2 separate regions of the Homo sapiens genome follow, and region 2 is linked to region 1. A link is an interaction called in ENCODE POLR2A ChIA-PET data of the cell type or tissue named here. Cell type or tissue: A673. All regions are shown on one strand. Links, peaks and the distances in the headings refer to the core of each region. The heading gives the core; the rest is flanking DNA. Region 1 overlaps ATG13 (autophagy related 13). Region 2 overlaps AMBRA1 (autophagy and beclin 1 regulator 1).

Region 1 (8,000 bases), core at 1-8,000:
GTGGCTAACACCTATAATCCCGGCACTTTGGGAAGCTGAGATCTGTGGATTGCTCAAGCCCAGGAGTTGGAGATCAGCCCAGGCAATGTGGTGAAACACTGTTTCTACCAATTTTTTTTTTTTTTTTTGAGACGGATTTTCACTCTTGTTGTCCAGGCTGGAGTGCAGTGGCATGATCTTGGCTCACCGCAGCCTTCACCTCTTGGGTTCAAACAGTTCTCCTGCCTGAGCCTCCCGAGTAGCTGGGGTTACAGGCATGCGCCACCACGCCCGGTTAATTTTTGTATTTTTAGTAGAGACGGGGTTTCTCCATGTTGGTCAGGCTGGTCTCAAGCTCCTGACCTCAGATGATCCGCCTGCTTCGGCCTCCCAAAATGCTGGAATTACAGGTGTGAGTGAGTCTACCAATTTAGAAAAAAAGAAAAGAAAAGAAAATGCTCTCTCAAATAATAGGTCAGGTAAGATGTTTGGGTTTAAAAAACAGGCTGGATGCAGTGGCTCACACCTGTAATCCTAGCACTTTGGGAGGCTGAGGCTGGAGGATTGCTTGAGCTTAGGAATTCAAGACCAGCCTGGGCAACAGAGGGAGACCCCTGTCTCTACAAAAAATTAAGTTAGCTGAGCATGGTGGTACATTCCTGTAGTCCCAGCTACTCGAGGCTGAAGCAGGAGGATTGCTTGAGCCTGGGAAGGCTGCAGTGAGACATGCCACAGCACTCTAGCCTGGGTGACAGAGTGACACCTTGTCTTAAAAATGAGAAACAAGAACAAAACATTGTCAAACCTCTGAGTGCCACTCTCTGGAATGTTTGAAATTATTGAGGACTCCACATGCCTTTCTTGCCAGTACGAACTGTGTGAAACCGTTCTTAGCACAGGTCCCATCTCTATCTAATCACCTTTTATAGCCTTTCTGAAATTGACTGCCACCACCATAAAATTCATTATTTCTTTCTTTTCACTTTAGAACTGCTGGTGAGGACACTGGAGTAATATACCCGTCTGTAGAAGACTCTCAAGAAGTGTGTACCACCTCTTTTTCCACCTCCCCACCATCCCAGGTAGGGGGAAGCAGGTTCTGGGGTGGTGGTAGTTATTTGGTATATATATGGGCTTTATGAAATGGTGTCCAAATTTAGCTACAATCCCTTTTAATAGTGGTGGTGATTGTTTCAAAGGGGTTACTTTGAGGGGTAAGAGAGAGCCTTCTTGTCCAGAAGATAGTATTTCTAGTCTGTAATTATTCATAACCTTCAAGATTACATTTAGCCCTTACCTTCCTGGTGACATCTTAAAATTCCCTAGAACATCAGTCACAGAATTCCAAATGCATTCTGACACCAGAGATTTTGTCTAACTTACACTTGTTAACTTCATAGCTACTTCTCTATTGAGTGGTAAATTTCATTTCTAATAATGGAAGAGGCCCCAAAGAGCCAAAAATTATTTAGCATAAAATGACAGGGAGAAACCAGTAGTACAGCTTTTCTTTATAGTTGACACAGATTTCTGCTTGTGTGTATTCCTTATCCAGACATTTTTAACCATTAACTTTTCCACTTCAGTCTTCAGTGGCAAACCCAGTTTCATAAAACACAGGCTCCAAACACTGTTGTCAGCTTCCCCAGAGAAAGCACCCCTGTGGTCTTGTTGTGTAATGTGTGTGGCGCCAAGGCTGCTTTGGCTAAACAGTCATTTTTGCAGCTGGCTGAATTGCTGGGGCACATTTCTTGCCTTCCACCACAAGTCACTCATCCTCAGCTTCCTTGCCTCCAGATTCCTCTTCTGCCTGCATTAAGTATTGCTTTCCTCTTTGACTTTCACATTAGATGGTTTCTTCTAGATCTACCTCAGTTCTACTTGCCTTTAAATCAGCCCAGATTCTCCTGTTTCAACTTCTTATTTGGAGGACCAGACAAATTCATTAGCTGTCCATGTGTTTTTATTTACTGTTGTTGTTGGTTTTTTTTTTTTTTCAATTTTTCTTTTTCCCTTTTTTTTTTGAGACGGAGTCTTGCTCTGTCACCCAGGCTGGAATGCAGTGGCATGATTTCAGCTCACTGCAACCTCTGCCTCCCGGGTTCACGCCATTCTCCTGCCTAGCCTCCCGAGTAGCTGGGACTATAGGTGCCCGCCACCACGCCTGGCTAATTTTTTGTATTTTTAGTAAAGATGGGGTTTCACCATGTTAGCCAGGATGGTCTCGATCTCCTGACCTCATGATCCGCCCGCCTCGGCCTCCCAAAGTGCTGGGATTACAGGTGTGAGCCACTGCGCCCGGCCTTTTTTTTTTTTTTAATTTGAAACAGGGTCTCACTCTGTTACTCAGGCTGGAGTGCAGTGGTGCAGTCATGGGTCACTGCAGCCTAGACCTCCCAGGGTCAGGTGATCCTCCCACCTAAACCTCCGGAGTATCTGGGACTATAGGCATATGCCACCATGCCCAGCTAATTTTTTTAATTTTCTGTAGAGATGGGGTTTTGCCATGTTGCCCAGGCTGGTCTTGAACTTCTGGACTCAAGTGATCTGTCTGCCTTGGCCTCCCAAAGTGTTGGGATTACAGGCTTGAGCCCCCACACCCAGCCCTTCTGTGTTTTTTGTTTTGTTTTGTTTTGTTTTGAGACAGGGTCTGTCTCTGTCGCCAAGGCTGGAGTGCAGTAGCGCAATCTTGGCTCACTGCAGCCTCCGCCTCCCAGGCTCAAACCATCCTCCCACCTCAGTCTCCCAAGTACTGTTTTTGTAATTCCAAAAATTAAAAAATTTTTTCCATCTTTGGTTGTTGGAGGAGATATTGGATTAAAGTCATAGTTCTGCCGGGCGCAGTGGCTCACGCCTGTAATCCCAGCACTTTGGGAGGCCAGGGCAGGCAAATCATGAGGTCAGGAGTTTGAGACCAGCCTGGCCAACATGGTGAAACCCCCCTCTTTACTGAAAATACAAAAAATTAGCTGGGCCTAGCGGTGGGCGCCTATAATCCCAGCTACTCAGGAGGCCGAGGCAGGAGAATTGCTTGAACCCCGGAGGCAGAGGTTGCAGTGAGCCAAGATTTCCCCACTGCACTCTAGCCCGGGCAACAGAGTGAGACTCCGTCTCAAAAAAAAAAAAAAAAAAGTCATAGTTCTGCAAGGCTCAGTAGCTCATGCCTGTAGTCCCAGCCCTTAGGGAGGCCAAGGAAGGAGGGAGGATCGCCTGAGCCCAAGAGTTCAAGACCAGCCTGGGCAACATGGTGAAACCCTGTCTCTACCAAAAATAAAAAAATTAGCGGGTGTGTTGGTACAAACCTGTAGTTGCAGCTGCTTGGAAGGCTGATCTGGGAGGATCGCCTGAGCCTGGGAGGTTGAAGCTGTAGTGAGCTGAGATCGCACCACTGCCCTCCAGCCTGGGTGACAGAGCGAGATCCTGTCTCAAAAAAAAATAAAATAATAAACTCACAGTTGTAATCTGTTTCAAAAGCAGGAGTTAATGTCTGTGATTGATGTTGTAGAATCCATGGATCACTATTGTTTCTATTGTCCTAGTTTGTTTTGGGTGAAAGAGATTCTTGTTCTAAAGTTGCCAGAACAGTTTAGTTTGGGGGTTTGAGAATTGTCATTCCCCTGCTCTCATGAACATATGTAGGCATGAATGTCAGCAGTGATCTGGTCAGGGGAGCTTCTTGTATGCTTACTGACACAGAGTAGCATTGACAAAAAAAGCAGACAAAGACCTACTTTCTTCCTAGTGCACATTAATAGAAGCAGGGTTTTTTGTTGTTGTTGTTGTTTTTAGGTAATTAACTTGTAGATATGTCTAATATTTTTCTTTTTATTTTTATAAGCTCATCCCAGCTGTTCTAAAAGATATGTCAAATTTAAATTTCAGTAAGCAGTTCTGTTTTACAAGTAATAGATTCATAAATAATAAAGTTGTAACTTGCGAGATATGAGGGATGGTGAGACTAGGCCTTAACCAAATCAGTTTGTCTGTTTCCCTGATACAATGGAAAGTTGAACCTAAAAGTAAATGGAAGTTTAGTAGTTTCTGCACCTGGTGTTTGCATCAAAGTTTGTATGCCTGTGTGACTAGAGGCTATCTTTTTAATGGTAACTGTCTCTTATTGTGTCTTATTGCAATTTAAAACTAGATCACACCAAATTCTTATCAACAGTCTGCACTCCATAAGTGAGCCCTGTCATCATTACTCCCTGGGGACCTCTGATCAAGGCTGGTACAATTTGGTACAAAAATACTCAATTTTGAACCTAATTTCTCTTGGCAGTAGAGAGACAGTCATTTGCTATCATTTCTCCTCATTCCTGTTAATATTATTCCTGTTAATAATGTAGTATTTTTCTTAGTGACTTGCATAATTACTCAATTCAGCAACTTCTATTGGAGCTTTTGCTGGAGTCCAGTAAATACATGTTAATGTGATGTTGTTGGTTTTGCCAACAGTATAAGGATCGTTGTGCCATTTGGGCACAGAGTTGAGTCTAGAAATGAACCTACTGTGTGGCCTAAGGTCCTGCCTCTAGTTCTAAGCATTAATTAGCTAATCGGTCAGGTTTAAAACTGGAACAGTCCAGGCGCGGTGGCTCACACCTGTAATCCCAGCACTTTGGGAGGCCGAGGTGGGCGGATCACGAGGTCAGGAGATCGAGACCATCCTGGCTAACACGGTGAAACCCCGTCTCTACTAAAAATACAAAAAAATTAGCCAGGCTTGGTGGCGGGCACCTGTAGTCTCAGCCACTTAGGAGGCTGAGGCAGGAGAATGGCGTGAACCTGGGAGGTGGACATTGCAGTGAGCCAAGATCGCACCACTGCACTCCAGCCTGGGCGACAGAGTGAGACTCCATCTCAAAAAAAAAAAAAAAAAAAAAATGGAACAGTAAGACCCAAAATAATCATCATGACCATAATCATTATGCCCTTAAGTAGCTTTGAAATCATAAGAGTTTTCAACATGCCCCCAGCTTTTTACTTCATCAGGTTCACCTATGCCATCAGGGACTGTAAGAACGCATACACACACCCCTGCACACCCACTTGTCTTCCCTGGAATGACGTAGGAAGCATGCATCTGAGCTTCTTCAAGTTCCAGCCACCCCTTCAGCTGTTTGAAACTGTCCTGCAGATTCTGGGTTTCCTGAAAAAGGCTTTCAGTTGAACATTACAAGCCCCGCATCCTTACTCATCTTCAGCACACCTTGCATCTGCAGTCAGACCTTTCTGTTGGAAGCTGCTGTCTGACTTCCTGTCTTTTTTGAGTAGAGACAGACTAATGGTTGACTCAAGTTTCTCTGTTTTGCCAAGTTGTAGCCAGCTCACCTCAGCTTTGTTTTCTAACTGCTTATCAGGGACACAGGCATACATGGAATGCCCTGAAATAAACATCACTCTAGGAATCTTCCAAGTTGTCCCTTTGGAAAGACAGCCCCACGCCCTTGCCCTGCTTCACTCCTGACTCCAGTGTCAGTTCTGGCCTCTCTTGCTACTGCCCCTTCCAGAGTTTCTTCACTTCTTTCTCAAGTCCCTTTTCTTTTTTTTTTTTTTTTTTGTTTCTCCTGTCTCTGTGTGTGTCTGTGCACAGTGTGTGTTTACTGTCACAAAGGCACATTTTCAGACCCCTACTCCTGTGGTGACGGACACCCTGAGGGTCCCCATGGCAGGACTGGCCTTTTCCCATCAAGTGAGTCCATAATGGGAAGAAGGGGATATAATCAGATGGCATCCTTTTATTTAAAAATTGTAAATAAATTATAAGGTACAGTTATTTAAATGTCCCAAGTGTTCTGTGGGATTATTTTGAGGCTTGGTAATAGATTTTAATAGGACACAGCCACGGCCCAACAGCCTAAAATAGGGAATTTTCATCTGCCCCTCCTCCTACCATTGATGTGAAAAATACATGGAGTTATTTATATCAGATTTTTAAATAAACAACTCACAACTGGTATTCTGTCTTTTTTCAATATAAATAGCAACATTCCCATACCCAGGGGTGATGGAGGGTGTGATTAGAGAAGAGGACTTTCTATGTCAAAGGGGCCTCAGGACAAAGGAGAGAATAGAATGACTTTGGAGAACCTGGTGACTTCGGCTACCAGTTCTGCGCAGGCTTGTGCTCCACACATCTGCTGGGCTTAGCACTGAAACAGTTAGCTCAGCCCCTGGGAAAACGGGGAGCAAGGAACTTATTTGAGGCCTTTGGGAAGCTCCACAGCTTGGAATCCCAATCCCAGTACAAACAAGTCTGTGTTTTCTTCTCTAATAACGGCCTCATCTGTCCCTAACCCCTATCACGTCAGGCCCCCTGCACTGTGGGCATGTGGGCGGGAGCCATTCCTTATCTCTCTACTGAGCCATCTTGTTTGTCACGCTCTGGGATTGCCTATTTTTTCCTTGCCTTTCCTTTTCTCCTCTTTGTTTTTCTCTTGCTTAGCTCTCAAGCTCTCGCCTTTCCTATCAGCCTGCTGCCCTGGGCGTTGGATCAGCTGACCTGGCTTATCCAGTAGTGTTTGCTGCTGGCTTAAATGCTACACACCCTCACCAGGTATCTTTAAAGATGGGGAGGACTATGGGTTTCCAGTGCTGCCTCCCCTGCCCGGAGGCAATTGAGGGGTCTCTCAAGGCAGAGGGATATGTTCTAAGTGCTATATTCTGAAGCAAAACTCTTTCGTGACTTCAGAGACCAAAAGTGACTCGAGAGGAAGGAGCCTCTTAGACTTCAGAAAGGAAAGAAGACTTTTCCAGGATTTTTCTCCATTTCCTTTTTCCTCTGTAGTCATTAGTCATTACCGTGCATTTCTTCCATTAACTGAGTTTCAGAGAGGATAAAGATCCAGGGATTGCTGCCTACTTGGTGGCAGCGTTGGTGATGGAAAAGTCAAAAGCAGATACCATCATGCTAGAATGTGAAGTTCCCCTCCTGCCTGGCATGCCATGATTCACTGTCTCTTTCCATTTTTCCCCAAAGCTGATGGTTCCTGGGAAGGAAGGTGGGGTACCCCTTGCTCCCAACCAGCCTGTCCATGGTACCCAGGCTGACCAGGAGAGACTGGCAACCTGCACCCCTTCTGACAGAACCCACTGTGCTGCCACACCCTCCAGTAGGTGAGTTCACATTTTGGCTCTGTCTCTGGTAAGGCTGGCCAGGGGCCTGGGCTCCCTGACACACGTGCTTATTTAGAATTAGTAAAGAGTAACTTTCAGCATTGGCTGGGACATGGCATTTGAGCCCAAAGCATGGACTCCTAGCTGGGAGTGGTGGCTCACACCTATAATCCCAGCACTTTGGGAGGCCAAGGTGGGAGGATTGCCTGAGGCCAGGATTTTGAGATTAACCTGGCCAATATAGTGAGACTCTGTCTCTCAAAAAAATTTATTTTTCCTTTTTTTTTTTTTTTTTTTTTTTTGGAGACAGAGTCTCACTCTGTTGCCTAGGCTGAAGTGCAGTGGTACAATCATGGCTTATTGCAACCTCCACCTCCTGAGTTCAAGTGATTTTTGTGCCTCAGCTTCCTGAGTAGTTGGGATTACGGGCGCGTGCCACCACACCTGGCTAATTTTTGTATTTTTAGTAGAGATGGGGGGTCTCGTCATATTACCTAGGCTGGTCTCGAACTCCTGGCTTCCAGTGATCCTCCCGCCTTGACTTCCCAAAGTGCGGGGATTACAGGCGTGAGCCACCACGCACAGCCTCAAAAATATTTTTTTTAAATGAAAGAGAAAAAGTGTAGACTCCTTGAAGTTCCCTGGTAAGAATCTGATATATCTGCTGGGATGTCAGGAAGCTGGCGTGGAACTTCAGTACCAACGGGAAACAGCAGGAGCTCGGTTCTTGTCACCCTTATCCAGTAAAGGGGTTGTCAGATGTTTTTCTCTTACCCCAAGATTTATATCCTTGGAGTCAGTCCTTAGTGTTTCCCAAGGACCAGAACAGGGTGTTGACCATGGCCCTGAAGTCTGGGCCACAGTATGTCTGTGTTATAGTTGGGATTGATCTCCTTTTTCTGCTG
Region 2 (17,033 bases), core at 5,471-13,470, 110 kb before region 1:
TGCTTAGAAAGCAGGAGGCGGCCAGGTGCAGTGGCTCATACCTATAATCCCAATACTTTGGGAGGCTAAAGCAGGAGGATCACTGAAGGCCAGTAGTTCGAGACTAGCCTGGGTAACACAGTGAGGCCCCGCCCCCCAAATCTCTACGAAAAAATTTAAAAATTAGCTGAGAGAGGCTGCACACACCTGTAGTCCCAGATACTCATAAGACTGAGGTGGGAGGATTGCTTGGGCCCATGAGGTCAAGGCTGCAGTAACTTGGGCCCATGAGGTCATGACTGCACAACTGTACTCCAGCCTGGGTAACAGAGCAAGACCCTGTCTCCTTAAAAAAAAAAAAAAAGCCGGGGGGGGGGGGGTGGTGGTGGGCATGGTGGCTCATGCCTGTAATCACAGCACTTTGGGAGGCTGAGGTGGGCGGATCACTTAAGGCCAGGAGTTCAAGACCATCCTGGACAACATGGTGAAACCCTATCTTTATTAAAAATACAAAAAAATGAGCCGGGCATGGTGGTGGGTGCCTGCAATCCCAGCTACTCTGGAGGCTGAGGCACGAGAATCGCTTGAACCTAGGAGGCAGAGGTCGCAGTGAGACAAGACTGCGCCACTGCACTCCACCCTGGGTGACAGAGTGACACCCTGTCTCAAAAAAAAAATAGGAGGAGCTATGAGGATGACAACTTGCCCTGAGCAGGGATAACAACCTGACTTCCAAGGTGACAGCCAGTAGAATGTTCTCTATCACGTCAGTCCTGTGCCAGACAATGCAGATGGGGCAGCGCACTCACCGGACCCGTTCCATCTCACTAGCTGTCTTCACCACAGCAAAGGGTTCCCGTCGACTCCAGTCCCAGAAGTGGATCTCATTGGCAGTGGCAATCAGCAGGAGCTGAGCCGTAGGGTGGAAAGCCAGGGAGGCAATGGCATTGTTGCTATCTGTGAACCAGCTTTCACTGCCACCCTGTGAATGAACCAATTCCAGATATTCTCAGGTTACAAGCTACCAGCACACTGGGAAGTCAATTTCAAGAAAGGTCCATTTAAGGTAAAATGACTATGTCTAGGGACTACTTTAAATACATCCTCTGTAAAAAGATGTAGAAGATCAGCGATCTGGTAGTGCCACTAATTTATCAGATAAATACTATACAATCAGTTCAGTTCTTCAAATTAGTCACAATCTACAAGCATTAAGCATATATACACAGTTCCTATTTCTTTTTTTTTTTTTTTTTTTTGACAGGGGGTTTCATTCTGTCACCCAGGCTGGAGTGCAGTGGCACAATCTCAGCACACTGCAACCTCTGCCTCCTAGGCTCAAGCAATCCTCGCACCTCAGCCTCCCAAGTAGCTGGGACCACAGGCGCATGGCACCATGCTCAGCTAATTTTATATAATTTTGTGTATAATATTTTTGGTATAATATCCTGCCCAGGCTGGTCTCAAACTCCTGAACTCAAGCAATCCTCCTGTCTTGGTCTCCTGAAGTGCTAGGAATACAGGCGTGAGCCACCGCGCCCAGCCCACAGTTCCATGCAAAGCCTGAGAAAAACTCAAGCTCGGTGCACAACATGGTGCAAGACAACCCGCTAGCCAGTTACTAGGACAAAGAGGATCTTGCTTTGATGATCATGATCGGAGTACAGGAATATCTGTACTTAGGCAAAGATGCCCTAAGACAACAGAAATCCAACCTGAACATATCTTAGAGCCTCCTGTACTATGTCACAACGGGCTGAAGGAAGCAAAAGTAGATGTTCATCTTAGCAAGAATGGAAGACAATCTCAGGGCATGCTTAAGCTATTGCAAAAAAAAAAAAAAGGAATGGAAGACAGGGAATTAGACTTCCTATTAATTAAGTGGGCAATGTCTACAACAATATATTCAGATGTAGTCCTAAGAATCTGGCTAGGCTCTTCCAGAATTAAAAAACCAATGGTAAACAAGTCTCTGCATTTAGAATACCAAAAGAAGCCGGGCATGGTGGCTCATGCCTGTAATCCCAGCACTTTGGGAGGCCGAGGCAGGCAGACCACTTGAGGTCAGGAGTTCAAGATCAGCCTGGCCAACATAGTGAATCCCCGTCTCTACTAAAAACACAAAAATGAGCCAGGCATGATGGCACATGCCTGTAATCCCAGCTACTTGGGAGGCTGAAGCAGAAGTATCACTTGAACCTGGGAGACGGAGGTTGCAGCGAGCCAAGATCACACCACTGGGCAACAGAGCGAGACTCCGTCTCAAAAAAAAAAAATTAGAACACCAAAAGAAAAGGGTATCTTAAGGAAATACTCACGTGTAAATCCCAAATCCTAACCTCCCCATCTAGGCAGCCAGAAGCAATAAGGCCTGAGATGGTGGGATGAAAAGTGACACACCATGGAGTACGGCGGTGTCCAATCAGGGAATGAACACACTTGCCAGTCTTCACCTCCGTAATATAGATATTATGGTTCACATGGGTGGAGGCTAAGAGAGTCCTAGAAAATCAAAGAGTAGAACTGAATTCAGAAGCATGTGGAAGGGTAACCAATCTTATCAACTTTGGACGACATAGAATATTGATGCTACCTGCCAATCCCAACATGAAAGAAACTAAGCTTTGTATGTTAGGCAGTATATCTACAAACAGAAATATTCTGATCTTTAAAAGCTTTTGGCTTGTCCACACTGTCCCCAAATGACACATGCCACATTCGGAAAATATTTTTTCCCACTGGAAAAACCATCATACCACTGGTGAGCTGTATCACACAGGCAAATGATTGTTATTGAGAAACTTTCCAAGTTTTGATCCTCTCAGTTTCCTTTGCTTGTTCTCATGATTTTTCAGGTTAGCACTGCTCATCTACTTTCTTTCCCTTTCCGACACGGGGCCAAAGTGCTGTTCATACAGTACTTCAGAGAGACTTTAGGGACTGACTTGGAAGATCAAGCCAGGCCAAATATACAGAAAGCACTGTTATCACAAATCTTAAGTTATAGATAAATACTGAGTACCTGTCTGGGCTGAAGGCCAATAAGAAGGTAGAGCGTGGACTATCCGGCAGTTCTACTCTCTGGGAGACAAAAAAAAAAAAAAAGTTAAAATACATGATTTGTAGACCATGGTTCACCGTATCTCAAAAGCACATTAACCATTCTAGATTAGCATTCACAGTGTAGGCTTAAAAACTGGAGACAATGATCAAGCTACAAATTGAGAGAGATAAACCTAAATTACCTTCAGGAAAACTGTCTAGCTCTAAAGGAAAAAGATATTTCTAGCACATTAGTTCTTTCAAATTTACAAACAACTCCCTAAGTCAGATATGTCAACTCTCCCACACAAGATAAATATATCCCAACTCTCTGCTGTTAACCCATTCTAAGGTCTCATTCTACCATCACCAGCACAAATCCTATGTGAAATATAGCCATTTTCCTTACCTTGCCCTCCCATTTCATCCACCGGGTTTTATCTTCTACCAGCTCCTGCAGAAGCCGCTGAGCTCCCATGGCCCGAGCACCCCGTTCTCGCCCCCAGAGTATCCGGACAGCATTCTTTTCTGGGACAACCTTCATGGCGCTCAGTAGCCACTGTCACACCAGGCCCAGGAAATGAAGGAGCAAGTAACAGCTCCAACACACTGAAGCAGCTAAAATGAGGCCATACAGGTCCTTGTAAGTTGTCCTCATGGAAATCTTAAGGAACAAAGAATAATGTCAAAGAACGACTTCTGCAACGAGAAGCTTCTAATTGCAAATACAATTCTAGCTCAAAAGGGAAATTATACTTTTCCTATTTAATGACACTTTCTCAGAAAAGACCCTTCCTCCCAGAATTTTTCTTCCAAAAATATTTCATACTCTCATATTCTCCATAGCTCAACCTTGTAGCTAAAGAAAGGATCAGGCCAAGCACAGTGGCTCACGCCTGTAATCCCCGAACTTTGGGAAGCCAAGGAGATTGGATTGCTTGAGGTCAGGAGTTTGAGACAGCCTGGCCAACATGGTGAAACCCCGTCTCTACTAAAATACAAAAATTAGCCGGGTGTGGTGGCAGGCACCTGTAATCCCAGCTACTCATCAGACTGAAGCAGGAGAATTGCTTGAACCCAGGACGCAGAAGTTGCAGAGAGCTGAGATAGTGCCATTGCACTCCAGTGCCTGGGCGACAGAGCAAGACTCCATCTCAAAAAAAAAAAGATTATTTAGGAGTACCTTTCTCACTCATTTTCTCTTTCTCTTCTCCACTAAAGATCCAGGGTAGAGGACAGAGAAGGAAAGGGAAGGAAAAAAAAAAATCAGGCTCCTTTTCTCATCTACCACAAGACTTACAAGGAGAAAACTTCATCAGAAATTAAAATTCTACTAAAATGGCAACTAGCAGCACAATACACACAAGTGTAATGATTAAAGAACAAATTGTGGTCTATACAATGGACTATGTAAGCCTGATAAAATGGTATTTCAAAAGAATATCTACATATATACAGTGTTATCCACTGTGACATTGTTTCTTTAGCTCCACTATGAATGTTTTAAAAAATATAGGAAAGTTGAAAGAATGGTACAATAAACATACACTATTCTCCACCTAGACTCAAGAATTGTCAATATTTTGCCAAATTTGCCTCATCTATCTCCATGGATAGAGATATGGTTACATTGAGGTTGGTGTTTTTTTTGTATAATTTTGGAATTATTTCAGTAGGTATCAAGACACTTTAACCCTGCATATTTAATTCATTATGCAACTCCTAGGAAGAAGGATGTTCTGCCTCATAACCACAATAACAATACTATACCAATTATCATCTAATACTTCAATTATCATTCGAATTTTCCCCATTGTCCAAAAAATTTCATTTATGGTTGACTTAAAAAAAATCCAGACTCTAATCAAAACTCAAGCAACGACTTTGGACGTTTATGTCTCTTTAGTCTCCTTTATCCTAGAATGGCCTCCATGTTTTGTTTTGTTTATGTTTTCATTTATTTGTGACACTAGCTTTTCTTTCTTTTTTGGGGGGGGTGGGGGACAGAGTCTCACTCTGTGGCCCCAGTTGGAGTGCAACAGCGCAATCTCGGCTCACTGCAACCTCTGCCTCCTGGGTTCATGCAATTCTCCTGCCTCAGCCTCCGGAGTAGCTGGGATTACAGGCACCTGCCACCACACCCAGCTAATTTTTGTATTTTTAGTAAAGACCAGGTTTTGCCATGTTGGCCAGGCTGGTCTTGAACTCCTGACCTCAGGTGATCCACCCGCCTCAGCCTCCCAAAGTGCTGGGATTACAGGTGTGAGCTACTGCACCCAGCCGACACTAGCTTTTCTAAAAGATCAGGAGAGTTGACTTGTTAGAATGCCTTACATCCTAGACTCAACTGATTGTTTCCTCATAGTAGCATTTAGCTTGCCTCTCTATACCTTTATTTCCTGTAAACAGCAGGTTAGGTCTAAAACCTTCATTAGTTTAAATGTTTTTGGTGACAGTGCGTCACAGTTGATGTGCCTATATACCTCAAGGTGGAGTACATCAGGTGGCACATATTTTCAGACTGTACCATCATTAGTGATCATTTGTAGAAAGATGATTACTTGGTTGAGGTTGTTAAGAGCCAGACCTCTCTTTATAAAGGAATATCTCCCCCTTTACAATTAGCAATCTGTGGCAATTATTTGGCATCATGTAAATATCCTATTACTTCTCAACTTTTTACTTAATGGGTTAGCATTCATTGATGATTCTCTCTTGTACTTTTTTAATGGGGGGAGATGCTGAAAATATTCATTTTCTAATTCTATCATTATTTCTACATGTATTAGCTGGCTTTCTTGTACAAATAATAAATTTCCCTTAAAAATTGGTGCAGAGTAGTTACTACTTCTGTCTTATTGCTTACAATAGCAAAAACTGAGGATAACCAAGTGTCCATCTAAAGGGTACTGGATGACTAATCTATGGCAAGGAAGATTCTCTGGCTACTGATAAGAACAGATGTCCAGGCCAGGCGCAGTGGCTCACGCCTGTAATCCCAGCACTTTGGGAGGCCGAGACGGGCGGATCGCGAGGTCAGGAGATCGAGACCATCCTGGCTAACACAGTGAAACCGCGTCTCTACTAAAAATACAAAAAAAAAAAAAAAAAATAGCCAGACGTGGTGGCAGGAGACTGTAGTCCCAGCTACTCAGGAGGCTGAGGCAGGAGAATGGCATGAACCCGAGAGGCAGAGCTTGCAGTGAGCCAAGATCGCGCCACTGCACTCCAGCCTGGGCGACGGAGTGAGACTCCGCCTCAAAAAAAAAAAAAAAAAAAGAATAGATGTCCAAAATATATTGTCGAGAGAAAAAAAGCAAGGTACAAAACAATATATCGAGTAAAGCTACCTTTGAATAAGAAGAAAAACTAATGGTAACACGCTGGGGACTGGAGGGACTAGATAAATGGAAACAAAAATGGATTAATACCTGTCAGTGTTTTTGAAATGGAATTTTAGTTAGTTTGTGGGGACTTTATTTTTATTTTTTAAAGAAACAGGGTATCACTCTATCACCCAGGCTGGAGTGCGATGGTGCAATCATGGCTCACTGCAGCCTCAAAGTGCTGGGCTCAAGCAATCCTCCTGCCTCAGCCTCCAGAGTAGCTAACTTTTAAAATTATTTTAAAGATGGGGTCTCGCTATGTTGCCCAGGCTGGTGCAAACCACTGCACTAGGTGCTGAAATTTTAGTTTTTGAAAAAGGTAAATCTGTTATCTTTATCAAAAATTTTCTTTAAAATATTAAACGACACCAGGCGCGATGGCTCACGCCTGTAATCCCAGAACTTTGGGAGGCCAAGGTGGGCGGATCACCTGAGGTCAGGAGTTTGAGACCAGCCTGGCCAACATGGCAAAACCTACTCTACTAAAAATACAAAATTTACTCTACTAAAAAGACAAAAATTAGGCCAGGTGCAGTGGCTCATGCCTGTAATCTCAGCACTTTGGGAGGCCAAGGCAGACGGATCACCTGAGGTCAGGAGTTCGAGACCAGCCTGGTCAACATGGTGAAACCCCATCTCTACTAAAAATACAAAAATTAGCCAGGCGTGGTGGCAGGCACCAGTAATCCCAGCTACTTGGGAGGCTGAGGCTGGAGAATCGCTTGAACCCAGGAGGCGGAGGTTGTAGTGAGCCAAGATCGCACCACTGCACTCCGGCCTGGGTGACAGAGTGAAACTCCATCTCCAAAAAAAAATTAACCAATTAATTAATCAAAAAAATAAATTAAATTAAATATTAAATGAGGCCAGGCATGGTGGCTCACGCCTATAATCCCAGCACTTTGGAAGGCCGAGGCAGGCAGATCACTTGAGGTCAGGAATTCGGTATTAGCCTGGCCAACATGGCGAAACCCCATCTCTACTGAAAATACAAAAATTAGCCGGGCGTGGTGGTGCACACCTGTAATCCCAGCTACTTGGGAGGCTGAGGCACGAGAATTGCTTGAACCCAGGAGGCTGAGGCTGTAGTGAGCCAAGATGGCACCACTGCACTCCAGCTTGAGTGACAGAGTGAGACTCCATCTCAAAAAAAAAAAAAAAAAAAAAAAAAAAAAAAAAAAAAGGCCAGGCACGGTAGCTCACACCTGTAATCCCAGCACTTTGGGAGGCTGAGGTGGGTGGTAACAAGTTCAAGAGATCGAGACCATCCTGGCCAACATGGTGAAACCCCGTCTCTACTAAAAATACAAAAGTTAGCTAGGCGTGATGGTACGCGCCTGTAATCCCAGCTACTCAGGGGGCTGAGGCGGGAGAATCACTTGAACCCGGGAGGCGGAGGTTGCAGTGAGCCGTGCCATTGCACTCCAGCCTGGGCAACAGAGCGAGATTCTGTCTCAAAAAAAAAAAAAAAAAATTAAATTATGCGGTAAGTACATGTTAAGTGAAAAAAGAACACAAAATTCTATATGCAGTATTAATCCCAACTTTGTTTAAAAAATATTAGGAGAAAAAGGATACAAAAGAAATACAATAAATACTAACCATGGTTGTCTCTCAGTAGTGGCATTATTGGTGATTTAATAATTTTAATAGGCAAGTTTCTATTTTTTTTTCACTTTTTAATTTTAAAAATTATTATTACCAGAAGCCCAAACCTCATCACTCACTTTTTTTCTTTTTTGAGACAGAGTCTCGCTCCGTCACCCAGGCTGCAGTGCAGTGGGGCGATCTCGGCTCACTGCAACCTCTGCCTCCTGGGTTCAGGTAATTCTGTTTCAGCCTCCCGAGTAGCTGGGACTACAGGCGCCTGCCACCACACCCGGCTAATTTTTGTATTTTTAGTAGAGATAGGGTTTCACCATATTGGTCAGGCTGGTCTCGAACTCCTGACCTCAGGTGATCCACCCGCCTCAGCCTCCCAAAGTGCTGGGATTACAAGCGTGAGCCACCACGCCCGGCCACCATTCACTTTTTTAAAAAGTAATAACTATTTATTGTAAAAAGCCAAACAATAATTGGCTCTTTACATTTCACAAAAGGCTGCAATCTAAAGAGTACACAACCAGATGTATCCAAATACAGACAGAAAAAAACATTAACAGCCTGTGTTGAAGGAGTTCTCTCACTGGAGTACTAAGATGTAAAAGTCAGAAAGATTTCACAGCAAGAAAACACCAAGTTTGGCCAGGTGCAGTGGCTCACACCTGTAATCCCAGCACTTTGGGAGGCCAAGGCGGGCAGATCACAAGGTCAGAAGTTCGAGACCAGCCTGGCCAACATAGTGAAACCCTGTCTCTACTAAAAATACAAAAATTAGCCAGGCGTGGTAGCTCATGCCTGTAGTCCCAGCTACTTGGGAAGCTAAGTTGGGAGAATCGCTTGGACCTGGAAGGTGGAACTTTCAGTGAGCTGAGACCGTGCCATTGTACTTCAGCCTGGGTGACAGAGTGAGACTCCATCTCAAAAAAAAAACACAAAAACAAAAACAAAAAAACTCACCAAGTTCCTAGTCCTACACAGCACAGAGTTACCTAAGGAGTGACAAAGAAACAAATTCTAGCCTGTATCCTCATGATACAGCTCTCATCACTTATTAGTGCATAAATATGTACTGAAAATATCAACATTTTCAGGCCAACTTCCTGAATAGGCTAAGGATGAACTAACTGGAAGGAAATCATCTCCTTAGTAACCCTGACAACTCATAGATTAGGATCAGAAATCTAGACCTGAACCCAGGGTAGCCCTTCGGTCAAACTGCCACATAAGTGATTAATTACTAACCAGGAAAGTGCCAAAAATACAGTTCCTATTAGTTTACCTTAACCCTCTACTGCAATTCTTTTACCCAATATAAAAAAGTTCAGAAGAAACATCTTGAGAGTCCTTTGTCTTAACAGTGCAATATAAAGGCACTTTCAAAGAAATACACTTAAACCATTTATAATCTTACAAGGTGTGGTGGAAACAGCAGCAGTCCAATTCCTAAAAATAAAAAATAAAAAAAACCGACCTTCCGACCTCCTGTTACTCAAGAGGAACAATAAAATACAGGTCACAAGTACTGTATGACTCAGAAAACTGTGATGCAACCTCAGATTCCTACAGGATTCAGAAAGGGGAAAGAGTAGCTACAAATATCAATACCAAGAAAAAAATCAAAGGATCAGGATTACCAAACAACATTTCTATCAATTTCCAGGGACCTAAACACACTAACAGCTCAAACAAGAGAAAGCTTTACTGATGGGAAGAAGTCAGAGGGAGTAAAACAATTACACAATCTCTCTTTCATCTGAAGAAAAATATTTGCTGTTGCTTTAAAAGGATAAGGGACTTCTCTCCTGATATGCTCTTACCAGCCACCTGAGAAGAGATTTTACTCTGTTCCCTGTAAAGAACAAAGGGAGCTAAGTCAAACTGAAGTCACACAGGGCTGCTGATGAGGAGAAAATGCCAGTCAATTGTGTTTTTCATTCCTCTTTTAAAAAGGAAGAAGAAACAAGTTTCCCAATCTGTCCCTTAAAGTAAAGCAGACTGAGACAAAGGTTACCAACAATAGTCTTTGTGATACCGTCACACAGTCCCCAAAATCAATTCTCAATCACCAAAAGCTTATCCAAGTAGAAGCAAAAGACATGGCTAGGATATGTACATAAGACAAATGCCGGTCAGGCATGGTGGGAGGCCAAGGTGGGAAGGTTGCTTGAGTCCAGGAGGTCAAGACTACAGTGAGCCATGATTGCACCGCTGCACTCTTCAGCCCAGGTAATAGAGTGAGACCCTGTCTTAAAAAAACAAACAAACAAACAAAAAGACAAATGCCAAGATTCCATCCCATTTCCACACACACATACTCCCACTCCCAATAACATGACTGAGTACTCTCCAAAGGTGAGAAGGCAATCACCTTTCCAGATTTTCTCTATTTAATTCTAAGAGACAATTATATTTAACAACTACTCATAAAAACCATCTAGAGAGTATGCCACAACCCAGTGGGAATTAGAAGTTAGATTTAGAGGTTCCTTGTGCAATCTGATTATCTTATGCCAGGAATTTTACTCCACCTTCTAGCTATACGACTTTGGGGATACTTAACCTCTTTGAGGCTTCGTTTCCTCCTCTGTAAAACATGATCACAATGTCTGCTTCATAGGGTTGTTATGAGACTCCAAATAAGAAAACAGCTGTGGAAATATGAATCTTGTTTCTGTTGTTTTTATTACTATTGAATCCTCTCTGAGGTTCACTATGGTTTCCCTCACCAAACAATAGGGCCAACTGAAACCCCAGAGACACCACAATTCCCAAGAGTAGCAGATTTCTAAGAATTATGTCAAAGGCTGTTACCAGAAAACAAAGTAAAAAGTGCTCAGGGAGAAAATAAAGTATGTTTATGTGGCAAAAATAATTCATTGTGATTTGGGCTCCCTCTACATAGTTTAGTAAAGTGAATTAAAAACCAGAACCAACAATTTATAGCTGTATCTAAAACCTGACTAATAATTCATACCCCAAATCTTCCCCTTCCTATTGCATTTAGGAGTGTGATTCAGAAACCTATAGACCTGCAAGAAGCTGTTAAAATGGAGTCCAATCTCCTTATTTATTTGAGTAACTGCATCTCTCTTCCACTTCACTATGCCCATGTGGGCAAAGTCTAAGAGTCAAACCAACCATGTAATACTGACATATATTCCATAACTTGATTTAACCCAAGGATATAATTATTTTTTAAAAAATCCTTTAAATACTAATTCTAAGACCACTTGCATAAGTAAAGTTCACCCAAATGGAAAATTAACTACAAAATTTCAGGCTTTTAATTAGAAGCCTAAAACTGCCCCAGTACTCTTTGGAAACTCCATATGGATGGAAATACACAGGGTTTTCTACGACTGGCAGCTTTGTTTTTATTAATAGGACTTTCCTACGGCCATTTCAGGATACTTCAAGTAACATCATATAGAACCAAAGTTCAAACTGTAAGCACCACAAGCCAGCACCCACACCTGACTCCATACAGCTCTTGTGTGACTCTTACACTAGACTGAATTTACAGGGGTACAGAGAATGTGGGGAAAAACATCATAAATTTAGAACAGTAAACAACACATTCCCGAAGGCAAACACACCTAGAAGCAGAAAAACTCCAACTATTCCCTGAATTGTGTATCTATTGTGTGCAAAAGATATCCAAGGATATGGCAAAGTGCTAACTGGTTAACTCTAGATGGAGAAGTCATGAGTGATATTTATTTTATTGTTATTATCCATAACATCCAAATTACAGTCAATATGTATAGTCATATATATGGGCCCCGCAGTCAGAATGGTTGATTGAATTCCAGCTCCATCCTTTTCCTGGTATATGATGGTATCTTGATTTCTAGGAATAGTTACTTAACCTGACTGTACCTTAGTTTCCTCATCCATAAAATGTGACTATTGATAGTATGTATATCACAGGGCTACCACAAGGATCAAAATATTTACCATATGAAAAATGCTTATAGTAGAATAATAGCTTCATTCTGTAATGAAGAATTAGTATGAAAATGGTAATAAGGGCTGGTTGCGGTGGCTCATGCCTGTAATCCCAGCACCTTGGGAGGCTGAGGCGGGTGGATCACCTGAGGTCAGGAGTTCAAGACCAGCCTGACCAACATGGAGAAACCCTGTCTCTATTAAAAATACAAAATTAGCCAGGCATGGTGGTGCATGCCTGCAATCCCAGCTACTTAGGAGGCTGAGGCAGGAGAATCCCTTGAACCCGGGAGGTGGAAGTTGTGGTGAGCAGAGATCGTGCCATTGTACTCCAGCCTGGGCAACAAGAGCGAAACTCCATCTCAAAAAAAAAAAAAAATTAGCCAGGCATGGTGACATGTGCCTGTAGTCCCAGCTACTCAGGAGGCTGAGGCAGGAGAATCACTTAAACCTGGGACACAGAGGTTGCAGTGAGCCGAGATCACGCCACTGCACTCCAGCCTGGGGGAGAGAGTGAGACTCCATCTCAAAAAAAAAAAAAAAAAGAAAGAAAGAAAATGGTAATAAGAACACACAATATTTAATTTCTAAAAATAAAAAGTTTAGGCCACAAAGCCCTGTAAACAGTCAGACAAATTAAATTTAAAACAAATTCTTCTAGGCAAAATGAGACCGTCCACTGTAGAGGTCTCCAAACCATTTCATATAAAAGATCTTACCACTGTCACCTTTTTAAAAACAAAAAATAAAACCAGCCAGGCACAGTGGCTCACACCTGTAATCCCTGCCCTGGGAGGTTGAGGTGGGAGGATTGTTTGAGTCCAGGAATTCAAGATCAGCCTGGTCAACATAGTGAGACCCCTGTCTCTACAAAAATTGTTTAAAATTAGCTAGGCATGGTGGCATGTGCCTGTGGTTCCAGCTACTCGGAAGGCTGAGGTGGGAGGATAGCCTGAGCCCAGGAGGTCGAGGCTGCAGTGAGCCCTGATCATGCCACCACACTCCAGCCTGGGTGACAGAGCAAGGCCCTGACTCAAAAAACAAACAAACATAGCCCGGCATGGTGATGCATGCCTGTACTAACAGCTACTGGAGAGGCCGAGGCAAGAGAATCACTTGAACCCAGGAGGTGGGGGTTGCAGTAAGCCCAGCTTGTGCCACTACACTCCAGCCTGGGCGACTGAGCAAGACTCAGAGAGGACCTGCATGATAAGATACCATGTGGAGAGAGAGAAGCCACGTGGAAGACTATCAAGATACCAAGCAAATGAGTGAAACCTTCTTAGACCTTCTAACCTAGCCCAACCACCAGCTGAAAGCAGACGCACAAAGCACAACTGATGTTACACAGGGGAGAAGGACCATCCAGACAAGTCCTGCCCAAATTCCTAACCTGAGTAATTATGAGACAAAATAAATCTTTATTGTTTTAAGCCACCAATTTTGTGGTGGTTTTTGTACATCAATAGATAACTAAAACACTACTAACCTAATATCACCGGGCGCAGTCGCTCACACCTGTAATCCCAGCACTTTGGGAGGCCGAGGCAGGCAGATCACGAGGTCAGGAGTGCGAGACCAGCCTGATCAAAACAGTGAAACCCCAGCTCTACTAAAAATACCAAAATTAGCTGGGCATGGTGGCACATGCCTGTAATCCCAGCTACTCAGGAGGCTGAGGTAGGAGAATCGCTTGAACCCGGGAGGTGGAGGTTGCAATGAGCTGAGATCCCACTACTGCAATCCAGCCTGGGCGACACAGCCAGACTCCCTCTCAAAAAAAAAAAAAAAAAAAAAAAAAACCACTACCTACCTAGTATCTACTAATATCTAGCTGACAAATATCAAGAATTTTCTACAGAAAACCCACTATCTGCTCAATACTCTAACAAGAAGTTTTTCTGAAAATATGGAAATTAATAAATTTAGGTAACCAAAGATATCTCAAAATAAATTTATTTTATCACACTGGTGATCCTTTCTTAGGACTCGTTCTTCCTAAGTAGATTATAAACTCTGTGAGGGCAAAAAACATGTCTGTCATAGTCCCAGTACCTAGCACAATGTCTAGCGTAGAAGAGCATGAGTATGTGTATTTACTTATATTCAGAGTTGTGAAAAGATCCCAAATGAACCCAAAACTATCATAAACAGCAACATCTAGAGTTTTAAAAAGTGTGGTGGTTATGAGTTCAAAGTCATAAATTCAATTTCTACAAGTCAAATACCTTAAAAAGAAAAACCTAAGCCGGGTGCAGTGGCTCACTCCTGTAATCCAGCACTTTGGGAGGCTGAGTCGGGTGGATCACCTGAGGTCAGGAGTTCGAGACCAGCCTGGCCAACATGGTGAAACCCCGTCTCTACTAAAAATGCAAAAATTAGATGGGCGTGGTGGCACGCCCCTGTAATCCCAGCTACTCGGGAGACTGAGGTGGGAGAATTGCTTGAACTCGGGAGGCAGAGGTTGCAGTGAGCCGAGATCACGCCACTGTACTCCGCCTGGATGACAGAGTGAGACCCTGTCTCAAAAAAAAAAAGAAAGAAAAGAAAAGTAAAGACAAGGCTTTGCACCATTACCAACCTAATTTCAGCCAGTCATTTCATTACGCACATGTCATTGATCACGAGAGGGCCAGGCAAGAGAGTAAGCAAAGGACTAATCCATCACTACCTCAACTATAAGTAGGGAAGAAGAAAGAAAAATAACCTCAAAAATGGCAGTAAAATTTTTTTAATCCTCCTATTTGAAACACAGAATATTAAGAACAAAGTACAGAGACAGTGGATATTCTGATAGCAGAGATGAGAATATGGGATATTACACCTTTCGAGCTTGAGAATACTAAATACAAAACCTTCATCCTAATTTACTCCCTAAGAAAGCTGATCCTGCAATCTGGGGATATAGGAGTATCAGTCAAGTTTATAACAAGAATCAGTGATTTAATAAATAAAGATAAGACTAAGAGGTAAGAAGCTTTAATAACTGATTTTTATCGCTGGCTTGTTATATAATCTTGGACAAATCATATCCTCGCTGAATTTCAAGTTTTCCTCCAATATGTAAACTGAAAGTAATAATACCTTCCTTCTATCTTAAAGGAATAAAATCCTTGGAGAATCTTAGGGGAAATGGGTTATAAAATTTCAAGACAAGATTATTACTTTTCAAAGTAAAACTCAAGATAGAACAATAACCAGAGTATGTGATAAACAGAAGTTCACACAAAGAAGTCTCGCACCTACAGTTCTAAGAGAAAGATTGCAAAGGAAACTACAGTGATTATAAAAAGCCACAGATTACATTATCTCTAATTAACCACCTGACAAATTGAAAACAAATAATTCAACAGAACTAAGATCAATCAATTAAAATTATACACAGTCCCTTTCTTTATAAGAAGCCAAAATCCCAGAAATAAACTGTCAACAGACAGAACCTGCACCTCTACTGCACACAGGCAGCAGCATTAGTTTTTTATATATAAACTCAAAATAAGACCGACCTCTGTATAGGATATATCACAAATGGGCTAACAATTTTACAAAATGTTTTGAAGATACAAAACTGAGTAAATTCTAATTACTGTAACTATAATAAGGGGGGAGAAGTGAAGCACCAGCTTTCCTGCTACAGATTTTGCTTACTAGAGCTTTCTAAAGTAACTCACAATGATGCTGCCTAATGTCTGAAACACGGGAAAGCTTGTGCTCAAAACAAAGTGTGATCAAAACCGGAAATAGAAAGCAATAAGACCCAAATTTGAGACTGACAATTTTCCTTACTCCCACTTACCTCAGAAGGATGAAGAAAAAAGAAACGGAAGTTTTATCTGCAAATTATTCTGGAGAAAACAGTGTGCTGAGAACACAAGAACTCCTAAAAACGGAAGGAAGAACAAGGAGGAAAGCACTAAACCAAGAAGAAACTGAAGCTCAATTTTTTGGTTTCAAGCTATCAAAAGAATCAAGAAGACCAAGAAGGCTACTCTTAAATGTACAGAAATGGCAAAAGATTTCCTATTAGCAAGCAACAAAAAAAGAGTAGCTTCTGATGGAAGAAATTTCAGAGGCAAAACAGCTTAACCCCAGAAACGGAAACTGAAACCAGCTGCCTCAAACAGACCTAATGACTTTGGCAACAATATACCTTTCATCCACCAACAATATCAGGAGGCTGGAGTAGGGCCGATTTCAAATCATAAAGGATCACATCTTTCTATTCTCTGCATAGTCTTTGAGAAAGAATCCAACTCCTTCCTGGGAGCACCACATTGCCCCCAATTCTTCCTGGAAACCCCTGGAGCTACAGCAAGAATATTGTTGGGCCAGGCGCAGTAGCTCACACCTGTAATCCCAGCACTTTAAGAGGCCAAGGCAGGTGGATCACCTGAGGTCAGGAGTTCGAGACTAGCCTGGCCAACACGGTGAAACCCTGTCTCTACTAAAAATACAAAAATTAGCTGGGCGTGGTGTCACGCGCCTGTAATCCCAGCTACTCGGAAGGCTGAGGCAGGAGAATCGCTTGAACCTAGGAGGTGGAAGTTGCAGTGAGCCGAGATCATGCCATTGCACTCCAGCCTAGGTAACAAAGTGAGACTCCATCTCAAAAAAAAAAGGAAAGAATATTGTCAGAAAAAAAAAAAAGCTTTGAGAACATTAACCCAGGAATCTTCACAAGTCCTAGGACAGATGTGATTACTCATCAGACAAATAAGAAAAACAAAACCTGGAAGAGGTTAAGAAATTCATCTAGATTCACAGATGAGTCTGGAGCCAAAGCAGGATTTGAATTCAGGCTTTTCCTTCAGATAGTACCAGAGCTACACTCCCAGTCCTTGCTTGGCTTAGTAGATACTGTGTTCAGTGTTTTCCAATCTTATAGTCAGCCCAGGTCAGGTTCTTGGCTGACTAAAATAGGGAAAGAAAAAATTTCCCTCGAGGCTTCAAGAAAAGAAGTCAAATTATTAAACACAGAGTTCTTATGCTAAAAGGCCGACATGCCACCCTACCATGCCAATCACATTTCTTAGCCAATCAAAAGAAGGCATTAGATTTAAGAACCTAGTTATTTAA

Evidence for each region. Peaks named below come from ENCODE experiments on the same cell type or tissue, not always from the same donor. Only the 100,000 strongest peaks of a DNase experiment are listed, where the experiment ranks them.
Region 2: POLR2A ChIA-PET joins it to region 1 with 17 read pairs; 6 of 35 experiments call an interaction of 5 or more read pairs at or near these places.

What each region holds. Positions count from the first base shown.
Region 1 is chr11:46,658,425-46,666,424 of GRCh38, forward strand. ATG13 (autophagy related 13) reads left to right here. Exons shown (of 19, transcript NM_001346311.2): 11 at 968-1,061; 12 at 5,573-5,671; 13 at 6,425-6,535; 14 at 6,959-7,095. Among named protein-coding and RNA genes, the nearest start is that of ARHGAP1, 38 kb to the right of the region's middle. In A673, for the core only: no CTCF peak of the experiment used is centred there; no DNase peak of the experiment used is centred there.
Region 2 is chr11:46,544,816-46,561,848 of GRCh38, forward strand. It overlaps AMBRA1 (autophagy and beclin 1 regulator 1), which reads right to left. Exons shown (of 18, transcript NM_001387011.1): 2 at 3,431-3,685; 3 at 3,002-3,060; 4 at 2,298-2,481; 5 at 789-961. The coding sequence starts at 3,565. Among named protein-coding and RNA genes, the nearest start is that of AMBRA1, 41 kb to the right of the region's middle. In A673, for the core only: no CTCF peak of the experiment used is centred there; DNase peaks (open chromatin) are centred at 9,546 and 10,759; H3K27ac peaks cover 1,719 bases.